Regions from separate parts of the Homo sapiens genome. Here region 1 is linked to region 2. A link is an interaction called in ENCODE POLR2A ChIA-PET data of the cell type or tissue named here. Cell type or tissue: PC-9. All regions are shown on one strand. Links, peaks and the distances in the headings refer to the core of each region. The heading gives the core; the rest is flanking DNA. Region 1 overlaps HMG20A (high mobility group 20A). Region 2 has its middle 86 kb from the start of HMG20A.

Region 1 (11,053 bases), core at 2,022-4,521, 72 kb before region 2:
CATTGTGCGTATATACCACATTTTCTGTGTTCATCTGTTGATGGATACTGAGGCTGATTCCATATCTTGGCTATTGTGAATAATCTGGCAATAACCCTGAGAGTGCAGATATCTTTTCAACATAGTGATTTCATTTCCCTTGGATATATTCTCAGAGAATGCAACCTTTAAGTTCCTTAAAGAAAATAACTGCCAATCTAGAAATCACGATGGCAATTAGAACACATTTACAACAGCGTGATTATGAAAATACATGTGAATCAGTTAAAGATATACTCAATGAAAAATTTATAGCCTTAAATGCATATATTAGAATAGAAAAAAGTAAAAAATCAGTTATCTAAATACCCATCAAGGTAGGAAAAGAACAGCAAATTAAACCCAAAGTAAGTAGAAGAAAGGAAATAATAAAAAAATAGAAATCAATGAAATAGAAAACAAATTGTTGGCCAGTCGCAGTGGCTCACGCCTGTAATCTCAGCACCTTGGGAGGCCGAGGTGGGTGGATCACCTGAGGTCAGGAGTTTGAGACCAGCTTGGCCAACATGGCAAAAGCCCATCTCTATTAAAAATACAAAAATTAGCTGGGCGTAGTGGCAGGTGCCTGTAATCCCAGCTACTCAGGAGGCTGAGGCAGGAGAATCACTTGAACCCTGGAGGCGGAGGTTGCAGTAAGCCGAGATCGCGCCATTGCACTCCAACCTGGGCAACAAGAGCGAAACTCCGACTCAAAAAAAAAAAAAAAAAAAGACAACAAATTGGCATTAGGAAATAACAAGACCAAAAGTTGGTTCCTTAAAAAGATTAGTAAAATGCATAGACCTCTAGCAATATTGATAAAGAAAAAAAAAAGAGCATAAATTACCAGTATCAGGAATGAAAAGGGAAAATTTCTTTACAGATTCTACAGATGTCAAAAAGGTAGGAAGATACTATGAACAACCTTACATAGACAGATTTGAAATTTTAGATGAAATGGACAAATTGTTAAATGCTTTATTAAAATTGGCATATAAAAAATTGACATGAAGAAATAGAATATCTGAATACTGTTTTTATCTGTTAAGTAAATTGAATTCAGTATTTAAAATTTTGGCTGGGCATGGTGGCTAATGCCTGTAACATCAGCACTTCAGGAGGCCAAAGCTAGAGAATCATTTAAGTCCAGGAGTTCAAGACCCTGTCTCTACAAGAACATTTTAAAAATTAACCGGGCATGATAGCGTGCACCTATAGTCCTAGCTACTCGGGAGGTAGGAGGATCGGTTTAGGCTAGGAGTTCGAGGTTACAGTGGGCTGTGATTGTGCCACTGCACTCCAGCCTGGATGTTAGAGACCCTGTCTCTAAAAAAAAAAAAAAAAAAAAAAATTTCTTCAAAGAAAACCAGGTCTACCTGACTTCACTGGTGAATTCTTACAAATATTTAAAGAAGAAATAACCCCAGTGTTACTCAAACTCTTCAATAGAATACAAGTCGTTTTATGAGATCATCTAAGCCTTAATGCCAAGAGCTGGCAGTGATATTTTGAGAGAAGATATTTACAGAGCAATCTCTTTCGTGAACCTAAATGTGTTACTTGGGAATATAGGAACTCTAAAAGAATCTATAGACAAACTATTAGAATTAATAAGCAAACTTACACGAGCAACCAACAGTTAGAAAGTGAAATTTTTAAAATGCCATTTACAATAGAATCAAACAAATCAAATTTAAGTCTTGTAAGATCTTTACACAGAAAACTATAAAACATAGAGAGAAACAAGATATAATAGGTAGTCATAGATTGGAAGACTTGGTATTGTAAAGATATCATTTCTCTCCAAATTGCTCTATAGATTAAATGGAATCCTAATAAAATCTCAGGTGATTTGTGTACATGATGGAAGGAGGGACTTACAAGTTGATTCTAAAATTCACATAGACATGAAAAGGACTAAGTAGTCAAGACAAACTTGAAGAACAAAGTTGTAAGACTTTATCAGATAACAGGATTTATTATAAAGCTACAGTAATTACAATGTGGTAATGGCGCAAGGATAGACAGATCTGTGGAACATAATTGAGAGCCCAGAAACAATCCCATATGTATGTAATCAATTTATGACAACAGTAGCATCCACCACAGTAGGGGAGGGATGGATTTTTCATTGAATGGTGCCTGGTTTTGTGTGGAAGGGGCAGGGAATGAATCTTGAACCCTTACCTCACAACATATACAAAAATCAGGTCTAGTTGGATTATAGAGCTAAATGTGAAAGAAAAATTTAGGGAGAAACTGGAAAACACCTTTATGATCTTGGAGTAGGTAATGATCCGAAAAGGAAGGAGTTTATGAAATTAAAAACTTCATAAACTCATGAAATTGGAGTTTATGAAATTAAAAACTTCATAAACTCATGAAATTGGAGTTTATGAAATTAAAAACTTATCTTCAAAAGACATTATGAGAGTGAAAACACTAGTCACAGAGTGAGAATACATATTTGTAATACATGTATTCAACAAGGGACTTGTAGAGCTCTTACAGATAAATAGGAAAAAACAAATAATCAAATTTTGAAAAGGACAAAATACTTCAATAGGCACTCCACAAAAGAAACTATCCAAAGGCCAATATGCACCCAGCTATTTTATTTACATTAAATAAGTGCAAATTAAAGCCACAGTGAGATACTTGGGACCTCTCAGTATCTTGAGGCCTCTCACTACATCCCCACTGAAATGGCTAAAATTAAAAAGATTGAGAATATCAAGTATTGATGATGTGAAGACACTGAAACTCATATGTTTCTGGTAGGTGTGTGTATTTTTACAGCCATTTTGGAAAACAATTTGGCCGTATATTCCAAAGGTGATCATACACCCTCTGACCCAGCTGTTCCTAGGTATACACCCAACAGAAATTTATATGTTCACCAAAAGACACAAATGGACAAGAATGTTCATAGTAGCATCATTCTTAATAGCCCAAATGTCCATCGAAATAGAATGGGTAAACAAATGTTTCTTGTATCTACATGGATGATCACCAAGCATAATATCGAGCAAAAGAAGCCAGATAAGTGCATGTAAGTACAAATAATTACATAGTATATGAATAAAGTTCAGAAACAAGCAGAACAAATCTTAGAAGTCATAGTAATTACTTTTACAGGGATAGTGAATGGGAAGGGGCATAAGGTAGGGGATTTCTGCTTGTTGTAATATTCTGTTTATTCTGATAAGGCTACAGGTGATACAGTCTATGAAAAGTTGTCAAGCTGTACACTTAAAATTTGCATAATTTTTGTTTTATAGTCTATTTATTTTGGAGACAGTCTTCTCTGTCACCCAGGCTGGAGTGCTGTGGCGCGATCTTGGCTCACTGCAGCCTCCGCCTACTGGGCTCAAGCAGTTCTTCTGCCTCAGCCTCCCAAGTTGCTGGGACTACAGATGCGTGCCACCATGCCTGGCTAAATTCTTTTATTGTATTTTTTTTAAGTAGAGATGGGGTTTCACCATGTTGGCCAGGCTGCTCTCAAACACCTGACCTCAAGTGATCCGCCCGCCTCGGCCTCCCAAAATGCTAGGATTACAGGTGTGAGCCACTGCACCCAGCCATTTGTTTTGTACTTTAAGTTTACTTAAACCCTCCACTCCCTCAATGACTTGAAGGACTGTATTATTTTTCTCTACATTCCCTATACACAAACCATGTAGGTGGTATGCTTCTACCCCACCATTCCATCAAAAGGGCTCTACTAGGTTACTAATAACTTCCATGTTGTCAAAAAACTTGGGCATCTTTTACATTCTCATTTAACCTCAGTAACATGTAGGTGCATCTTTTTTTTTTTTCTTGAGATAGTCTGACACCACGCATTCCTGGCTCTCTGCCTACCTCTGTTCATGTCCTTTTTGCAGTTCCTCCTCTACTCATCTTCTAACTGTTGAGTTCCTCAGAACACAATTCTAACTCCTTTTAACCTATTATCTCTCCTGAGGTTATATCATACATTCATGCTTTAAAATACTATCTACTATACTTGCTGGAAACTCCTAAACTCCTGTCTCCATCTCAGACTTTTGTTCTGTATACAGAGTACAACTTGATATTTTATCTCAAAGGCATCTTAAAATGAACATGTCTAATCTTAATACTTTTTCTACTTCTACATCTCGAGTATTCCTTATCTCCATAAATGACAACTCAGTCTACTAATTTCTTCGTTAAAAATCTTGGGCTCATTCTTGAGACCTCTTACTAATCCCCTTACCCGTTCAACACACACACTTACACACCCCCCTATCCAGACCACTGCAAGATTCTATTGATTCTACCTCCTAAATATATCTCAGATCCACCCTCTTTGCTACATCTCCACTGTTGTTATCCTTTTCTAAGCCACTGTCATGCTATGGTGGACTGGTGGACTATTGCAGTAACTACTTCCCTACTGATCTTTATAGATCCATTTTCTTTTTTTTTTTTCCCTCCCCCAAGATGGAGAGTCTCACTCTGTTGCCCAGGCTGGAGTGCAGTGGCATGTTCTCGGCTCATTGAATCCTCTGCCTCCCAGGTTCAAGCAATTCTCCTGCCTCAGCCTCCCAAGTAGCTGGGGCCATGGGTGTGCACCACCATGCCCAGCTAATTTTTGTATTTTTAGTAGAGACTGGATCTCACCATGTTGGCCAGGCTTGTCTCAAACTCCCAATCTCAAGTAATCCACCTGCCTCAGCCTCCCAAAGTGCTGGGATTCAGGTGTGAGCCACCACACCTGGCCTCTAGATCCATTCTTACACATCTATTCTTTACACAGAAGTCAGAATGAACTTTTAGAAAGCATAAATGTCACATCATGCCCCTCCTTAAAATTTCTCCTTAAAATTCCTCAGAGGTTTACTCTTATACTTTGGGGAAAACCCGGATTTCTGACATGGCCCCAGATCTGTTCTGGATTTGGTTCCTGTCTACCTGTCTTTGTTGCTTTCCTCTCTGGCTCATTTTTCTCCAGCCACAAGCCGCCTTTCACTTCCTCCAAAGCATCAAGTTCTCTCTCACCTCTGGGTCCTAATAAGCTAATTCCTCAGTATGCAATGTGCCTACTTAACATTTAGCTCTCAGGTTATGTGTTCCTTCTTCAAAGAGGTCCCCTGTCTAAATGAAGTCTCCCCTGTTATTCTATAGCTTTCTGTTCTTTTCCTTCAGAGCATTTTAAACAAATTTAAAGTTTATTTATTGGTATATTTGCTGAACGTCTTTCATCTCCAACTGTAGTTTTTCATGAGGGCAGAGACAATTTGTTCACCATTGTATTGCTGGTATCTTAACCATGTACCTGGTACATATTACTGAAAATATGTAATGAATAAGAAAATAGATCATGCCATCCTAGGTAAACTATAGGTCGGGAAGTACTTCATAGGTGTGTGCTGTGCCCTGAGAGCATGAAGGAGTTGCTTGTTTCCTCTGGTTTTTGATGTTTTTGAAGTTTTTGATGATTAGTCTTCTCAGTGCTAAGCTAAATTGGCAGTGTGTGCAGATTTTATTTAAGCCCCCACAGAGGAATACACCTACCCACATTTTTTAGATTGAAACTTTTTTTTTGTTTTTTGAGACGGAGTTTCACTCTTGTTGCCCAGGCTGGAGTGCGGTGGCGTGATCTCAGCTCACAGCAACCTCTGCCTCCTGGGTTCAAGCGATTCTCCTGCCTCAGCCTCCTGAGTAGCTGGGATTACAGGCATGCGCCACCACACCTGACTAATGTTTGTATTTTTCTAGTAGAGATGGGGTTTCACCATGTTGGCCAGGCTGGTCTTGAACTCCTGACCTCAGATGATCTCCCTGCCTCGGCCTCCCAAAGTGTTGGGATTACATGTGTGAGCCACTGTGCGCAGCCCTAAGTTGAAACTCTTTAAAAGTAAAGATAGAGAGTTCTCAATAGCAGTCTTGACTAAATAACTTTGTCTTCTTTTCTAGAACTGCAATTTTGTTCGTTTTTTTGAGACAAGATCTGGCTCTGTGGCCCAAGCTGGAGTGCAGTGGCATGATAACTCACTGCAGCCTTGAACTCCTAGGCAAAAGTGATCCTCCCGCCTCAGCCTCCCAAGTAGCTTGGACTGCAAGCTCATACCACCACACCAAGCTAGGTTTTTAGTTTTAATTTTTTTTTTTTTTTTTTTTTTTTAGAGACAGGATCTGGCTATGTTGCCCAGGCTGGTCTCAAACTCCTGGGCTCAAGCGATCCTCCCACCTTGGCCTCCCAAAGAGCTGGGATTACAGGTGTGAGCGACTGGACCCAGCCAAACTGCAATTTTAAAAAAATACATAAGGGCCCTACAAAGAAAAGTTAGTCTAATCGCATTTGGTTACTCCTGAGATTTACAATATTGTTTGTAAATATTATTAACTATTTTAGTCACATAAATATGCCATAATGCAACCACAGTAAGTATATGACATGTCTTTTAATCAGAATAATCAGAATAAAGCAAAAAATGACCATATTTCACAATATTAATGTATTCACGTGTTTTATAGGTTATACACATCTATTATGATTTGATATTACAAGATACTCTGCATTTTCTTATATAGCTTGGGTTTGCTTTCTCCATCTTAGATGTAGTTTTTAATTATTGTTTTTGAAGCTGGTTTTAATACAATAAGATGCTTAATTGTACGTTTGGTAGAAAATTATAAGCACAACAATTTGAAACAGCTTTCAGGCTACTAGCATTTCCCAAAACCCTTGAAAAAATGCCTGTTTACTACCAATTTTAAACCAGATAAATTTCATTTCAAGAGAAAATGTTTTCAAGTTTCTTTTTTTTTTGAGACGGAGTCTCCTCTGTCACCCAGGCTGGAGTGCAGTGGCGTGATCTCGGCTCACTGCAAGCTCCGCCTCCCTGGTTCACACCATTCTCCTGCCTCAGCCTCCCGAGTAGCTGGGACTGCAGGCACCTGTCACCACGCCCGGCTAATTTTTTTGTATTTTTTTAGTAGAGACGGGGTATCACCGTGTTAGCCAGGATAGTCTCGATCTCCTTACCTCGTGATCCACCTGCCTCAGCCTCCCAAAGTGCTGGGATTACAGGCGTGAGTCACCACGCCCGTCCGTAGGTTTGGAGTTCATTATAAAGAATAACTTTACAATTGTCAGAGCTATTGAGAAGTGGAAGTAGACATTCCCAAGAGAGGCTTTCAGGTTGGGGGCTGAGCCTTGGTTGTATGATTGGACTCAGTGATCTTTGTGGGACCTTCTAATCTTGGAATTCTCATCTTAACCAATGCTGCTTTTTTTCTTTTACTTTTTAAAACTGTGGTACATACAGTAAAGTACAAAAATCAATGAATTTTTACATAGATATATATGTGCCTGTGAATATTTTCGTCACTCTAGGAGGCTCTTCAGTCATTACCTTCTCTCTCCCCACGAGAGATAACCACTATTCTGATTTCTGTCACTATACGGTTGTTTTACTTGTTATTGAGCTTCATATAAATATATTCATAGAATATTTATTCTCGTGGGTCTGGCTTCTTGGCTCATCATTATATCTATGAAATTCATCCATGTTGCATGTAGCAGTAGTTCAATCTGTATAGTATTCCACTGATTTCATTGTAGGACTATATCATAACATATCCATGCTACTGTTGATGGACACATGGGTTGGTTCCACTTTGAGGCTATTATTTAAAAAGCTGCTATGAACATTCGCATACATGTCTTCTGTTGGTTATATACACTCATTTCTCTATGATATATTACTAGGAATGGAGTTGCTGGTTCATAGGATAGGTGTATTTTAACAGATATTGCTAAATAGTTTTCCAAAATGATTGTCCCCATTTAGATTCCCAGTAGCACCGTCAGAGAATTTCAGTTCCTCTCCATCCTTGCTACCACTGTGTATTGTCATTTTTTTTTATTTTAGCCATTCTGGTGGGTATATAATACTGTCTCTTTTTCTATAGCTATTGATCATTTGGATAGTCTCTTTATGAAGTGCTTGCTTTGTATTTAGCCCCCTTTTTTAAAAAAATGGGTCATTTATTTTTAATCTTAGTGATATTTAGGAGTTCTTCGTATATTCTAAATATGAGTCTTTAGGGAATATATGTATTACAAATATAATTTCCCAGTCTGTGGCTTGCCTTTTTACTCCTTTAACATGATCTTCTGATGAACAGACATTCTTAACTATAGTGAACTCCAATTTGTCACTTTTCTCTAATGTGGTTAGTGCTTTGTCCTCTTTAAGAAATCTTTGCCTAGCCTAAGATCATGAAGACATTTAGACCAACAATTCTTAAATTGTGGTATTAAACTAGATAATAGTGAACTTTTGTTGGTTTACACACACAAAAAGAAGTAAATGGATAGAAATGTACTGTTTTCTCCCATAATTTATTTTGAAACCTTGGGTATTAACTATAAATAAGTAGATAATGATGTTACTTAAATCTGAAATTTATTAACTGAGAAGGTGTCAGTTAGGATAGGCTAGGTTATTGCTATTTATATTGCTGTGGTAATAAACAACCACAAAATCTCAGTGGCTTTCTTTTCTCACTTATGCTATTTGTCCAAAGTGAGTCAACATGGGGCTATGCTATTTGTGGTCACTTAGACAACCAGGCGGATGTAAACTACATTATAATATATACTTCCACAGTCACTGTATTCAGGGGAAGGAAACATGGCAAATTGCTTATAGACTCAGATTTTCTGCCCAGAAGAATCATATGTCACTCACTTTCATTGCCCATGAGTTACATGGTCCTTGTGTCTTCTCTGAGGCAGTGAGGAAGTTTCCTCTTATGTTTCTGAAAGGAGATCTAAATATTTTTGAATAGCCATAGTGACTATCACAGTAAACATTTGTAAGTTACTTAACCCCTCTGTGGATCAGTTTGTTCACTATAAAATAGGTGCTAATGATAATATCTACTTGATACGGCAGATGTGTGGATTAAGTGGTATCATACACGTATAGCTCTTAAAATAGTGCCTGGTACTTAGTAAGCAATAAATTCTTGCTGCAATTATTGCTATCATTATTGTTATTAGGCTCTTACTATATGATGACACCATACTACCTGCTTTATTTACACAGATTACTTCTTGAGATAACTTCTATATAGTATGTACTATTACTCTTCTCATTTATAGGATAAGAAAACCTTGGTTTGGAGCTTTTGACTAGCTTGCCCAAGTTCCACAGCTAATACGTAAAAGATGAGATTGGAATCTAGGCAGTCTGACTCCAGAGCCCTCAGTATAAACTGAGACTCCCTCCCAGATAGCAAATAAATATGAACAGAATTCAGAAGTGCATACCATGCTTAGAGAACTCTGTGTTTGTTTGTGTACATATATGTTTATGGTTGTGATTTTATATTGAATTTTTAATATATTCCTATTTTCTGCTAGTTTGTTAGTGTTTCTAGTTCATATAATTAAATATACTGTTTCTCAGTATTCTATGTAGTCTGACAGCTAAACAAATTTGAAGTTGATTTTGTTCTTCATGAACAGGTGAAAAAACTTGAGCCAGAGTCATTTAGTGATCCCAGAAACCAGTTAGTTGGTAGTATATCCTGAACTCAAAGTCAGATTTCCTGACTTCGATTCAGAGCTCTTCCTACTGCCTCAGGTTGTCTCCTTGTAGTTTATGCAGCATATCATCCTTTATCAAATATTTGAGATGCTTTTTGTCTCCAAATTTTGAGTGAATTTGTTGTAGAAATCACAGTTAAGCTTTTTTTCCCTCATAGCTCACATTACTACATCTTGATTGTAATTTATCAACTTTGTCTTTTAAATATTCTAATGTTACTAAACACCCAGGGCCAAATTAAATATTTGGACAGAGTTTCTAGTAAGAATAAATGCCTCCAGAGAAGCTTCTGTGGAAAAATATTGTAATGATGAGCTTGAGAGTACCAATAACTTTTCTTTTTCGTGTAAGGCAATTTAGAGTCCAATTTCTGAAGGCACAGAGATGCCAGTGGAATTAGAGATGAATCAAACACATTACATTTTAGGTTTATCTTAAGGTATATTGGCAAGAAGTAAAACAACAACTTACCAAAAGCTTGTTACTTTTCCTGCCAGTGACATAAGAATGTACATATAACAACCTCAGATATATTGTAATTTTCAGAGTTAAACCTCTTAAGGAAATGCTGAGCTCATTTTCCTGGTCTGTTTTCCCATAATTAAATGGTATTCTTGTTTGATAATTTCAGTGTATTTTCATGTAACTTATCTGGAAAGTTAATAGGACATAAATTGAGTTAGAACTTCTCAATATATTGCTATATAGTGGAGATATTCAATAAGGAAGTCACAACACTTTTTTCCCCTCAGTATCAAAATATGTCAGTTATCTGTCAAGAAAATGAACTGAATCTGTGCTGTGTGTTATTGCACTCATGGGGAAATACTGTTTTGAGGCTACATGATCCTTGTCCTGGCCTCGTGCAATTTAAAACATTAATTCTTGTGTTAAAATAAATACTGCTTTATAAAACTGACTGCAGAATTTAAGGGAATTTTTAATATAAAGCATGAGGTTTATAAATTGTGCCCTTACTCTCCCTGCTAGACATGCGTACTCTTCTCTGCCCTATAGTCCTAATTCTGATGAGAGAGAGAAAGAATATATCATTAGCAACTATCTTTAAGGCATCTTTCAGCAATAAGCTAGAAACTCCTTGTTTGTTTGTTTTTGAGATGGAGTCTTGCTCTGTCACTCAGGCTGGACTTAGAAATCCTTCTAATGGTGTTTTTCTGGAAAGGGGAGTATGGAGAGTCTGGCAAAAAGGGAATTTTAGCTCTACGTGTAGCCATATTTTTTTTACAAAAAAGAAACTAAGTATTGCATGTGAAATTAAAATTTAATTTTAAAACATCTGTGATCCTTGATGGCACTTTTCCTCTTTCTTTAAAGTAACAAAACCATACTGCTGAAGGTTGAGTTTAAAACAAAGATTGGAAAGTAATTATTCATAATTTCACCACCCTGACATAACTACTTTGAACTTTTTTTTTTTTTTTTTT
Region 2 (11,053 bases), core at 4,168-6,667:
TATGTGACAGCTATTTGACATCTCACTTAGATCATCCTTAGGTACTTTGGGCTTGAAAGCCTAACAATTGACTCCCAGGTGTACCCCCAGACCCTTCCTCCTTCAGTCTTTCTCTGTTCACTAAAAGGCAACATAACGAAGGATCCCCTTCTTGGGATGTTGGGAGCCACTCTCTAGGAGGGAAGGTGCCTTAGAAGAGGGGGCAAATCTGGGGATATCTGAATATCATGCATTCCTACCTCTGACTTAACCTTGGAGAAACACCAGATGCCTTAACCATGTATTCAATGCCTGGCATGATCTGGCCCCAGCATCCCTTTCCAGGCCCAGCTTTCATCTCGCCCCTAGATCAGAAATGGGTGAAGTATGGTCCATGAGCCAAATCTGGCCCATATGTTTCTCTACCGCCTGTAGGCAAAGAATAATTTTTTATATTTTTAAGTAGTTGAAAAAAATCAAAAGAAGAATATTTGGTGACACATGAAAATTACATAAAATTCAAATATCAGTGTCTATAAATAAAGTTGTATGAAATACGGCCATGCTGGTTTATTTACTTATTATCTGTCTCTGCTTTCTAGCTACAAAGGCAGAGCTGAGTCGTTGGAACAGACTTATAACCTACAAAGCCTAAAATATTTACTATCTGGCCTTATACTGAAAAAATTTGCCAAGCCCTGCTCTAAGCCAGTCCCTTGTTCCCTAAACACACCTTGCAAACTTCTAGTTTGGCACACACTGATCTCTGCTCCTCTCTATCTAAATCCTACCTCTCTTTACCCCTTGCCAATCCAGCATCTTCTAGAATCTTCCTTGTCTCCTCCATTCAGTGGTTTCTCGTCCTTCTCCAAATCCCTCTGCTAACACGTAAAGTTGGTGGACTTACCACCCAAGGCCTTAGATGACTATTAGTTTCTGGTGTATGTCACATGTCCTGTCCAGATTGGGAGCCACATGACGACAGAGATGGTATCTGTTCATCTTGTATAGCAGGGCCCAGCACAATGCTTAGCAATATCATAAGTGCTTAGAAAGTAGGTGTTAAAGGCCAGGTTCAATGGCTTATACCTGTAATCCCAGCACTTCGAGAGGCCAAGGCAAGAGGATCACTTGAGGCCAGGAGTTTGAGACCAGCATGGGCAACATAGTGAGACCCTGTCTCTACAAAAAATAAAAAAAAATTAGCCAGGCGTGATGGCATGCCCCTGGAGTCCCAGCTACTCAGGAAGCTGAGGTGGGAGGATCATTTGAGCCCAGGAGTTCAAGGTTGCAGTGAGCTAGGATCCCACTGGACTCCAGGCTAGGCAACAGAGTGAAGCCCTGTCGCAAAAACAAAAGCAAAACGAACAACAAAAAAATCAGTGTTGATGTACTCCTTTCTGAGTGGTTTCATCTTTCCTGACAATCCCCTATTTAACTCTGAAAAACAGCCATCTACTTATTTGCTTAGGTATTCTTTTTTAAGGAAGATGCAACTTCTATCCAGCCTCCCTCCAGTTCATCCCCATGAAGTGCTGAAGACAAAGCATAGATAGATAAGTTGCAAGAACAACTTTACACAACTGCTAGAGCTTATGGGGAGAGGGGGCAGTGAGATGGAACTGGGCTGGACTCCAGTCCCAGCTCAGTCACTGATAGCAAAATCTGGTATCAAAACCATCAGTTTTGCTATTTCACCTGTCCTTCCTCAGTTTCATCATCTGTAAAATTGTTGACTGAAAGTTGAATGTCTGCTCAATCAAAGGAGTCCCTCAAATCCTTTCCAGCTCCAAAACCTGAGGATCCTGTTTTTCCTGTAAGCCCTCAGGGTGGTGAAAATTCCCAAGCTTACCTCCTGAAAGAGGCAAGCTTGTCAACCCTAGCTGACCCCACTTGAGCCCTCTCCTCAGGAGATGCTCTCTGATGCTTATTCCTTATGTAAGCAGTGCAGCCACCCTAGGGGAGAGGCATTATATTCCCACTTGGCAGACCCAGAAAATGAGACCCAAAGAGGAGAAGTGATTTGCCCGAGCAGGAGAGCATGTCACACGATTCTAGGGGTGCTGCTCACACCCTGGTCAGTGGTGCTCCCTCGGATCGTAATACACCAGCGATTCTCCAACTTGGGTCTTTAAATCACCAGAGGATCTCGTTAAAACAGATTTTGATTCAGTCACTCTGGGGTAGGGCCCAAGAGTCTGTATTTCTAACAAGCTCGCCTGTGATATGTATGCTCCCGGTCTCTGGATCCCACTTTGAATAGCGAGGTAGTGCACAACCTGTACAGCTGCACATGGCAGCTGTACACACAGCTCAAAAGCAGCACAGCGGGGACTTAAATTTAGGTCTTTGGACTCAAAGTCCAGTGTCCTCTATGCTGAGCCAGAATTTTGCAAAAAGCACCTCTACTCTGGGCATATGAGTGCCTGGGGATCTGGAGGAGATTTGATAGGGAAAAAAATATCTTTAGTAAAAGAGAAACAAAGTCCTGCCTTTGCTGACCAAGAGTCCTCAGCCGAGGCCTTCTGGGGCAGGCATAGATAGATGTCTGCATAAGTGGGGAGCCCTGTGGGAACAAGAGGAAATCAAGGGACCCCACACCTAGCCTAGTGGCAACCTGGGGTCCAGAGGAAGGAGGAAAGGCAGCTGGGCTCTTTGTCTGCCGCTCCCAGAGTGGCTAATGAGCAGGGCGTTCTTCCTTGCAGGTGCTGAGAAGTGGGATGAGGCTTGTAAGGAGACAGAGTACCAAGCTGCAGTCTGGGAGGCCTTAATTCCTAGAGTTCTCCCTGCCACAGCTGAGCTGGCTCAGGGCCCATTTCTGTTTGCTTGGAACAGTCTGACATTTTGTAAGGAACCCTTTGCGCGGGGTGCGCCTTCTGGCCTCTCAAGGGTAATTGCCCAAGAGAAGCAGGTGCTCCCCGCTGGGGCTGGAGTTTCCGTTGGGGAAATCAACCTGACATAATGTACTGGGGAAAGCTTTGTACACTATAGAGAGCTATGCAAATACCAGCAGTCCTGGGGTGGAAGGAGGGCCTGCAGCAAGGGGCAGCACTGGAGGACCGCTGGAGGGGCAGCGCTGAAAGATGGGCTTCTGTTGGAGATGCCTGTGAGGCCTTGGGGGAAGTTGGCAGCAGAGAACTGGGCGTTACAAATGGGGGGATGCAAAGGGCAGTGAGCTTGCAGGTGGGAAACTGGGCTTCAGTGCTGGCCCCGCCACTCACCAACTTCAGATAAGTTTCTACAGTACTCTGAGGCTCCATCATCTCCTGTGTCTATGAGGCAATGAAGCAATAGGGGCCATGACATGTCTGCTGTATTATTGTGGGATTTTAGCGTCCTTGGGGGTGCCTGGCACAGTGTATGTTAGTTGACTCACTGAGGTTCGGGGTCATATGTGGCAGACCCCTGAGCACTGAACAGGGGATGTGAACACCTGTTTGGACACAGAATCCTGGACTGGCCTTGATCAAACGCCTTCCTCTCTTGAGGCCTTGGTTTCCCCCATGTGAATAGGAGGAAGAAGTGGAGTGACTGCCCACAAGTGCCCTTCCAGCCCTGGACCTGTGCTCCAGATGGCTGCACGTCCTGGCCAGCAATGCATGAGTTGGGACGTCCACTCTGAGGCTTTGCCTCATCGACAAGGCTGAAGCAGGCAGAGATTTCCAGGTTCGAGGTAAAGGGCCTCAGCCTCAGCTTGGGCAGCTTCCCAGAGCTGATGCAGCTCAGACACATCTTTCCTAGGACATCTTCTTCAGTCAGGGGACTCAGGATGGCCCAGTCACCAGATGCCCAGCTGGACAGAGCAAGACCCTGGCAAGGTCGTGTAGGGACAGCATGCTGAGCCCGATGGCCTTGATCATAGGGCTCTGCCTCACCCTCTCTGCTCCCACACCCTACGCCTCCCATGCAGGAGAACCAGCAGGACACACTGGCTTCTGCATCCTCACCAGCCAGCACCTGCTTCTCCGCATGTTCAAGAAATACAGTGCAACCTGGGGCCTGGAGGAAGGAGGAAAGGCAGCTGAGCCCTTGATCTGCTGCTCCTATCACAGTTCACCAGCTAGAGAAATGTGATGCATGCAAGGATATAAACCAGGCTGATGTGGGCTGCAGGGCTACAGGGCTGCAGGGCCGGAGGGCATGTCCATGCAGAACACCTGTGATTCACCGGTGTGCAAGCTCAGGGGCTCCCGGGAGTAGATGGCAGAGCCAGATCTGCAGCCCTGAGCTGTGTCTTCCTTCTGCCATACCACTCTCTTCTTGAACAGACCAGGTAGCTGCTATTTCAAAATGCAACCATTCCATCTTCTAGTCTAACTCTCCCAGGACAGCCCTTCTGGAATTGGGAGCCGGTGCCCAGAGTCTGCCAGCTGCTGGGATAAACTACCTGAGTTTCTTCAACCACTTTTCCCATGTAGGATTTCTACCCCCCCACCTAGGGTTGGTAGAGTTAGCAAAAAAAAAAAAAAAAAACCCTTTAATTAATTAATACAGGACACCCAGTTAAATTTGAATTTCAGATAAACAACAAATAATTTTTTAATATAAGTAAGTATGTCCCATGAAAAGTTCAACTTTAACTGGGCATCCTCTATTTTATCTAGTGATCTCATCCATATCCCACCCCGATCCCAGCCAAGCCGTCTCTGGGAAAAGCTAGAGAAGGTTTCAGAAGGTCACGGGGCCTCGCATTAGGATCAGGGTGTCTTTAATGGGCAGTCCTCCCCTGTGCACTCCCCTCCCTCTCCACCAGTTGCTGGTTCACGATGAAGCCGCCGATGCCCCTTGCCTGCTCCGGAGGCAGTGCGTTCTCCCCGCAGGGTGATTGTGTTTATTGTCTCTGCACCAAGACAGACCTGGAGTGTGCGGCTGCCCTCTTGACTCCCTGTTCTTGCTATTCATTACCACTGCTCAGCCACTTTGCCTTTGTTGCTGAGCACCTAGAACACAATTTATTTTTCTCTTCCTCCCAAAGTGGGGGTTCTGGGAAGGAAGCCAAGGATTTGAGCCAGGGCCGCCAAAAGACAGAGCTCCGCCTCTGAGACTCCTGCCTGCCACACTGCGCCCAGCCCACGTTCCGGTTTTCACGCCTGCGGAATGGGTGTGACCTGTTCCAGCCAAAGGCAGAGGCTCCCAGACCCTGGAGGGAGCCATCTGTGGAAACAGGAAATGTCCTTGCATTCCAGCCATGGCCCTTGTAGGCGTTTCAGTGCCCCTTATGCCAGTGGGGATGTGATGAAGAGAAGGAAGGTCGGCCAGCGCCTCCACACCACACTGCAGAGGCAAAGGCCTGGGCAGCCCTGGTGTGGTTCATGCTATGTGTCCACTTGACTAGGCCACCATGCCTGTTTCTGGATGAAATTAACACTTGAATCCGTAGACTGAGTAAAGCACAGGGCCCTCCTTCATGTGGGTGGGCTCCATCCAATCAGTTGAAGGTTCGAACAGAATAAACGCCTGAGTAAGAAAGAATTTCCTCTCTGCCTGACTGTCTTCAAGCTGGGATGTCAATCTCTTCCTGCTCCCAGACTCACACTGGAACTCACACCATCAGCTTTTCTGGGTGTGGACTCCTCAGCCCCCATAATCCTGTGAGCCAATTCCTTATAACAAATCTCTCCGTGCATCATGTTGGTTCTGTTTCCCTGGAGGGCTCTGAGTAATACAGGCTTCTTCCTTCCTCTTCCCTGCTCCCCACTGTAAAAGGCAGAGTGTAGGCAGGTGCATGTACACACACCCCCCACACCCCTCCCAGAAGCAGTCAAAGGACAGGTCTCTCCAGGTGCCTCCCTCCGCTGTGCCTGGTCCTGAGGTTGGAGAATATCTTAGCTGAGGTTCCCCTGAGGAAAACTGAGTCTAGATTTATGTGAAAATGATTTCTTAGGGAGAAATCTAAGTGGGAAAGACAGTAGAGGGACAAGGAAGTGGGACGCAAGCAAAGAGAAAGAAGCCAAGCCAGGGTGTGGCATCAAGCCAAGCCACGCGAAGGGCTGCGTGTCTCATACTCCAGGGAGCTGTGGGGACACTTTAGAGGTGCCCCAATCAGGGGCAAGCGGGCAGGGGCAGTTTTACTTCCTTGCCCTCCCCAAATGGAGCACAAAAATGTCCAGGTATTTCCTGTTCTTCACAGGTGCGGGCAGAGTGGTTCTGGCAGCTCAGGGCCATTCTCCAACAGAGACAGCTGACTGTTGGGAGTGAAGGCACAGGGGTGGGTAAAGATAGGGGGTTGGAGGAGACATGAGGATGGAAAGCATGTTGTGGGGGGGCGGTGCTGAGCGTAGGTCTGGAGAGCAAGAGAGGGGCAGGTTGGGGAGGTCTTGTCTTTGGGGGGGCCCACCCCAAGCACACCTCTGTGAGTCTGAGCTTCCCTTGAAAAAAAGCCTCCCTAAAGAAGCAAGTAGCCCGCTGCACCCAAGCCCTACGCACACAGTCTCCAGGCCAAGGCTATTTTTGTTTTCCTCTAATAACAATGAGCACATTGTGCACACTTCCTGACTAATCTGCTCAGTGAGGTTGGGAGGAGGGACGGGGAGGTCCTAGGACAGAGGGCCCATCTTAGGCTGAGAACTAAGCCTGAACCGTCCAGCTAAGTCAGGTGTGGGAAAGACCCCAACTCCCAGGTCCAGCCACTGCCCCTTCCCGCCTACTCAGCACCTGCTTGTCTCATATGGCTGCTCGGGTTCTGCTGTCAGAGCAGAAGCTAAGGACCCGCCAACTCCCTTCGTTGCTTCTTGCAGGTAATAGTTGCTTCCTGAGCACCCACTGTACACCAGATCCCGTGCTAGGCCCTTTGCATGTCAGATTTCATTTTCCCTCATGCTCAGCTCTATGAATAGTGAGTGTGAGCCCATTCATTCAGACAAGGAAGCTGAAGCTTGGAAAGACTAAGTGACTGATCCAAGTGTACGCGGCTGGTCAGTGGTGGGGGCCTGTTCAAATCCAGGCCTGCTGAACCCCACCCCTGGGGTGAGGGTCTTTCTGCACCTCTGAGACCTTGTGCCCAGGAATCCACACTGAAGTCCCTAAGAGGTAGTGGCACCAAGCCAGGGCTGGACGGGTCACTTGGCAGGCCACGTATATGCTTTGGCACCAGCAAAGCAGGGCACGCCCCAAATGAGAAGTTTTGGAGAAATTATCCATTTTTAAAAATCATTGCAGACTCAATGGGAAACCCCAGAATGCTGTAAGACTTCCTGACTCTTATTCTGTGGTTTAGGACTAGCTTTATTTTGATTTGCACATGGTAAGTGGGGGATACTTGATCCTTTTTCAGGCTTAGGGCCCTGAAATAAAGGTTTTCATCTGGCCCTGCCCAACCCTGCAGGGAGGAGCTGCTTCCCATGGCCTCTTTGGCCCCTTTGTTAACTCAGCAAAGATGGATCGTGAACCTTTTATCTGCCAGGACCTGTGTAAGAGGTAGGGACACAGCAGTTTCAGCTTCCCTGCCTGCTCTTGGAGATGACCACATCTATGGACATGCTTCATAAACTGTCAAATGCTGTAATGTGGTGAACTTCTGCTTGATGCTACTGTCATGAAGCTGAAAGCCTTGCCAGGACAGCTGGGAGTCAAGGGATGGCAGTCCAGCTGAGCAGTCACCTTCATTTCCTTCCTTCCTTCCTTCCTTTCTCTTTCATCTTTCTTTCTTTCTCTTTTTTGAGACAGGGTCTCGCTCCGTCACTCAGGCTGGAGGGCAGTGGTCATGGCTCACTGCAGCCTCGATCTCTCTGGGCTCAAGCAATCCTCCCATCTCGGCTTCTCAAGTAGCTAAGACTATAGGTGCATACCACCATGCCCAGCTAATTTTTTTATATTTTGTAGGGATGGGATTACACCATGTTGCTCAGGCTGATCTTGAAATCCTGATCTCAGGTGATCTGCCTGGCCTCGGCCTCTCAAAGTGCTGGGAATACAGGCATGAGCCTCTGTGCCCAGCCGTGTGTGTGTGTGTGTGTGTGTGTGTGTGTGTGTGTGTGTGTGTGTGTGTGTCTTAAAGAACTATCCAGGCTGGGCACAGTGGCTGATGCCTGTAATCCTAGCACTTTGGGAGGCCGAAGTGGGCAGATCACCTGAGGTCAGGAGTTTGAGACCAGCCTGGCCAACATGGAGAAACCCCGTCTCTACTAAAAATACAGAAAATTAGCCAGGCATGGTGGTGCATGCCTGTAATCCCAGCTACCTGGGAGGCTGAGTCAGGAGAATCGCTGGAACCTGGGAGGCAGAGGCTGCAGTGAGCAGAGATTGCACCACTGCGCTCCAGCCTGGCGACAGAGCAAGACTCCGCCTCAAAAAAAAAAAAAAACTACCCAAATTATATATGTTTCAGGCCCCTAAAACCTGAATGCATCCAAGATCATGTTGGAAAGGCTGGCCTGTCTTTCTGGAAGGTTTCTACCAGGGTTTCCCATCATCCTTACCTTTCCTGTTTCCATCACTCACAGAGTGGCTGTTCTGTCATTCCTAGCCCCCCACAGGGGCATCTGCGGGTGTATGGGGCTGCTGCTCCTGCCCTTGGTGGGGCTTGTGACCCTAGATAGTCTTTGAGCTCCCTGAGGGTGGATTCTTCCAAACACTCACTGGAAGGCTCTGCACACAGCATGCCTCAGTGAGCTCTCTTGCCCACACCCCCAACCCTCGGGAGGTAGGCTGGGTACAGGGGCTACCTGGCTGCGCATGGATGATGACTGAAACCTGGCAGTGGGCCTGAACCAGGGCTTCTTTAGGACAGAGACACTCCTCCCCCTTCCAGTGTCCCTGTGGTGGTGGAAGCCACAGTAGCAAGCAAAACCTTTCATATTCCAGGGGCCAGGATGAAAAGGAAACCTCTAAGGCATTTGTATTTGTAAAGCGCAGCTTAAATGCACTGGGGGAGAGGAAGCTGTACTCAGCTAAGAGCTTCTGCATGAGTTGAGTCTCCTCCAGTTTCCAGCCTGACCTCCTGGGGTAGGCCTTGCCAGGTCCCCCTGAGGCCCAAGGCCCCAGCCTCCTGCCTGACCATGCTGGGTTCAGGGTTCTGGTCAGGGTTCAAGTGCTGGGTGGACCCAGGGCAACACTGTGGCCTCCAGCAGCTGCCAGCAGCTCCGGCAGTAGTCCGTCCTTGGGAGTGTGGAGGCTGAGCAGACTGGCTCATTATGGTCTGGTGGGCATCCCTGAGCCAGGGGCTGGCCCAGGAACTTCCCAGAAACACTGGAGCAGATGGGGCTGTTAAAAGGCACGTCCCTGAGCTTTCAGCCCAATTACCTGGGGCGGAAATGCGCTGAGGCCATCTGCAAACTTCTTCAAGATCCAGCCCTGTACTTGCTTGCTTCCTTCCTTCCTGAATAATTGAATAATTCCCTTAAAATTCTGTAGGACCTCCTTCCCTTCCCCCAACACTTCGTGAAAGCAGCAGAAGGGGTTAGTGGGAGCAGGGAGGTGGCCAAGTGAGGGCAGTAGCCCGTGGATTCAGGAGACTGGCTACATGCAAGGGCATTGAGCAATACATAAATATAGCGCGAAGAGTGGGAGCCAGGTTTCTTGTTGTTGGAGAAGGAAGTTGAAAATATGGAAAGGGGAGAAGTTTGAGTGAATCCTATGAGGATGGACTGGAAATAGAGGTATTGATGTGAACTTATGATTTTTAATGTATGGATCTAGAAATAAATATAAATATATGTGTATACACACACACAAATACACACACACATTCCTTGGCTCTGGACACTGAGAAGGTCTGGGAGCAACAAGCCCCCAAAATAAATGAGCAAATCTACAGCCCAGATCTGCCCCCAAATCATTCGCCACTGAAAGGAATCAGGGCTCCTTGGAGAAATGACTGATTCCAGGGCTGGGGCAGGGGAAATAGAGCACTTGAAACATCTTGTTGTTTCAGACAGAAAGTGCTCAAAGAATGATGGGGACATGTCGAAAGCACATAAGATAATATCCAGAATATATAAAGAACTCCTGTGTCCAACAACAGAAGAAACAACCCAATTAAAAAGGACTTCAATAGACGTTTCTCCAAAGAAGATATACAAATGGCTGATAAGAACATGAAAAACGATCACCATTGCTAATCACTAGAGAAATGTAAAGCAAACCCATAATGAGATGCCGCCTCACACCCATTAGGATGGCTACTATCAAAGAAAGAAAATAAGCATGGGTGATGATGTGAGAAATTGGAACCCTTGGGCACTGGGTTGGTAGGAATATAAAATAGTGCAGTTGCTGTGGAAAACCGTATGGCAGATCCTCAAAAAATTAAAAGTAGAATTACCATATGATCCAGCAAGTCCACTTCTGGGTATACATCCAAAAGCATTGAAAGCAGGGACTTGAAGAAATATCTGTACACTCATGTTTATAGCAGCATTATTCACAAGAGCCAAAATGTGGAAGCAGCCCAAGTGTCCCATCAACAGATGAATGGATAAACAAACTGTGGTATAACCATACTGTGGAATATTACTCAGTCTTAAACAGGAAGGAAATTCTGACACATGCTACAGCTTGGATAAAACTTGAAGACATTATGTTATGTGAAATAAGCCAGTCACAAAAGGACAAATACTATATGATTCTACTTATTTGAAGTACATAGAGCAGTCAAATTCACGGGCACAGAAAGTAGAATGGTGGTTGCCAGGGGGTGGGGGGAGGAGGCATTGTTTAATGGGTACAGAATTTCAAGTTTGTCAGATGAAGAGCCCTGGAGATGAATGGTGGTGATGGTTGCACAACAATGAGAATGTCCTTAATGCCATTGAATGGTACACTAAAGCTGTTAAGATGGTACATTTTATGTGTATTTTACCACAATTTAAAAAATAAAAATGTAAAATTAAAGAAAAAAAAGGACACAACAGCCAACTTGAAGAGGCTCCCAATGGCCACATCAGGGACAATTTGAGCATCAAAATGATGATCTGTGAGTTAATATTAACACAAGTAAGTATATGAATAAAAAATAGGGAGAAGAGAAACTCTTACTTAAAGTAGAATGCAAACTAATAAATGTAGAAGGGATAATGGAATTAGGAAATCACATTTTGCAAGCACTGTAGAAATATTTGATTTAGTCAAGAATCAT

Evidence for each region. Peaks named below come from ENCODE experiments on the same cell type or tissue, not always from the same donor. Only the 100,000 strongest peaks of a DNase experiment are listed, where the experiment ranks them.
Region 1: POLR2A ChIA-PET joins it to region 2 with 10 read pairs; 5 of 35 experiments call an interaction of 5 or more read pairs at or near these places.

What each region holds. Positions count from the first base shown.
Region 1 is chr15:77,431,993-77,443,045 of GRCh38, forward strand. All of the region lies in intron 1 of HMG20A (high mobility group 20A), which reads left to right. Among named protein-coding and RNA genes, the nearest start is that of HMG20A, 17 kb to the left of the region's middle. In PC-9, for the core only: no CTCF peak of the experiment used is centred there; no DNase peak of the experiment used is centred there.
Region 2 is chr15:77,501,640-77,512,692 of GRCh38, forward strand. It overlaps a transcript of HMG20A not described here. Among named protein-coding and RNA genes, the nearest start is that of HMG20A, 86 kb to the left of the region's middle. RefSeq lists enhancers at 5,890-6,866, 7,843-8,819, 8,820-9,794. In PC-9, for the core only: no CTCF peak of the experiment used is centred there; DNase peaks (open chromatin) are centred at 5,632 and 6,022; H3K27ac peaks cover 1,238 bases.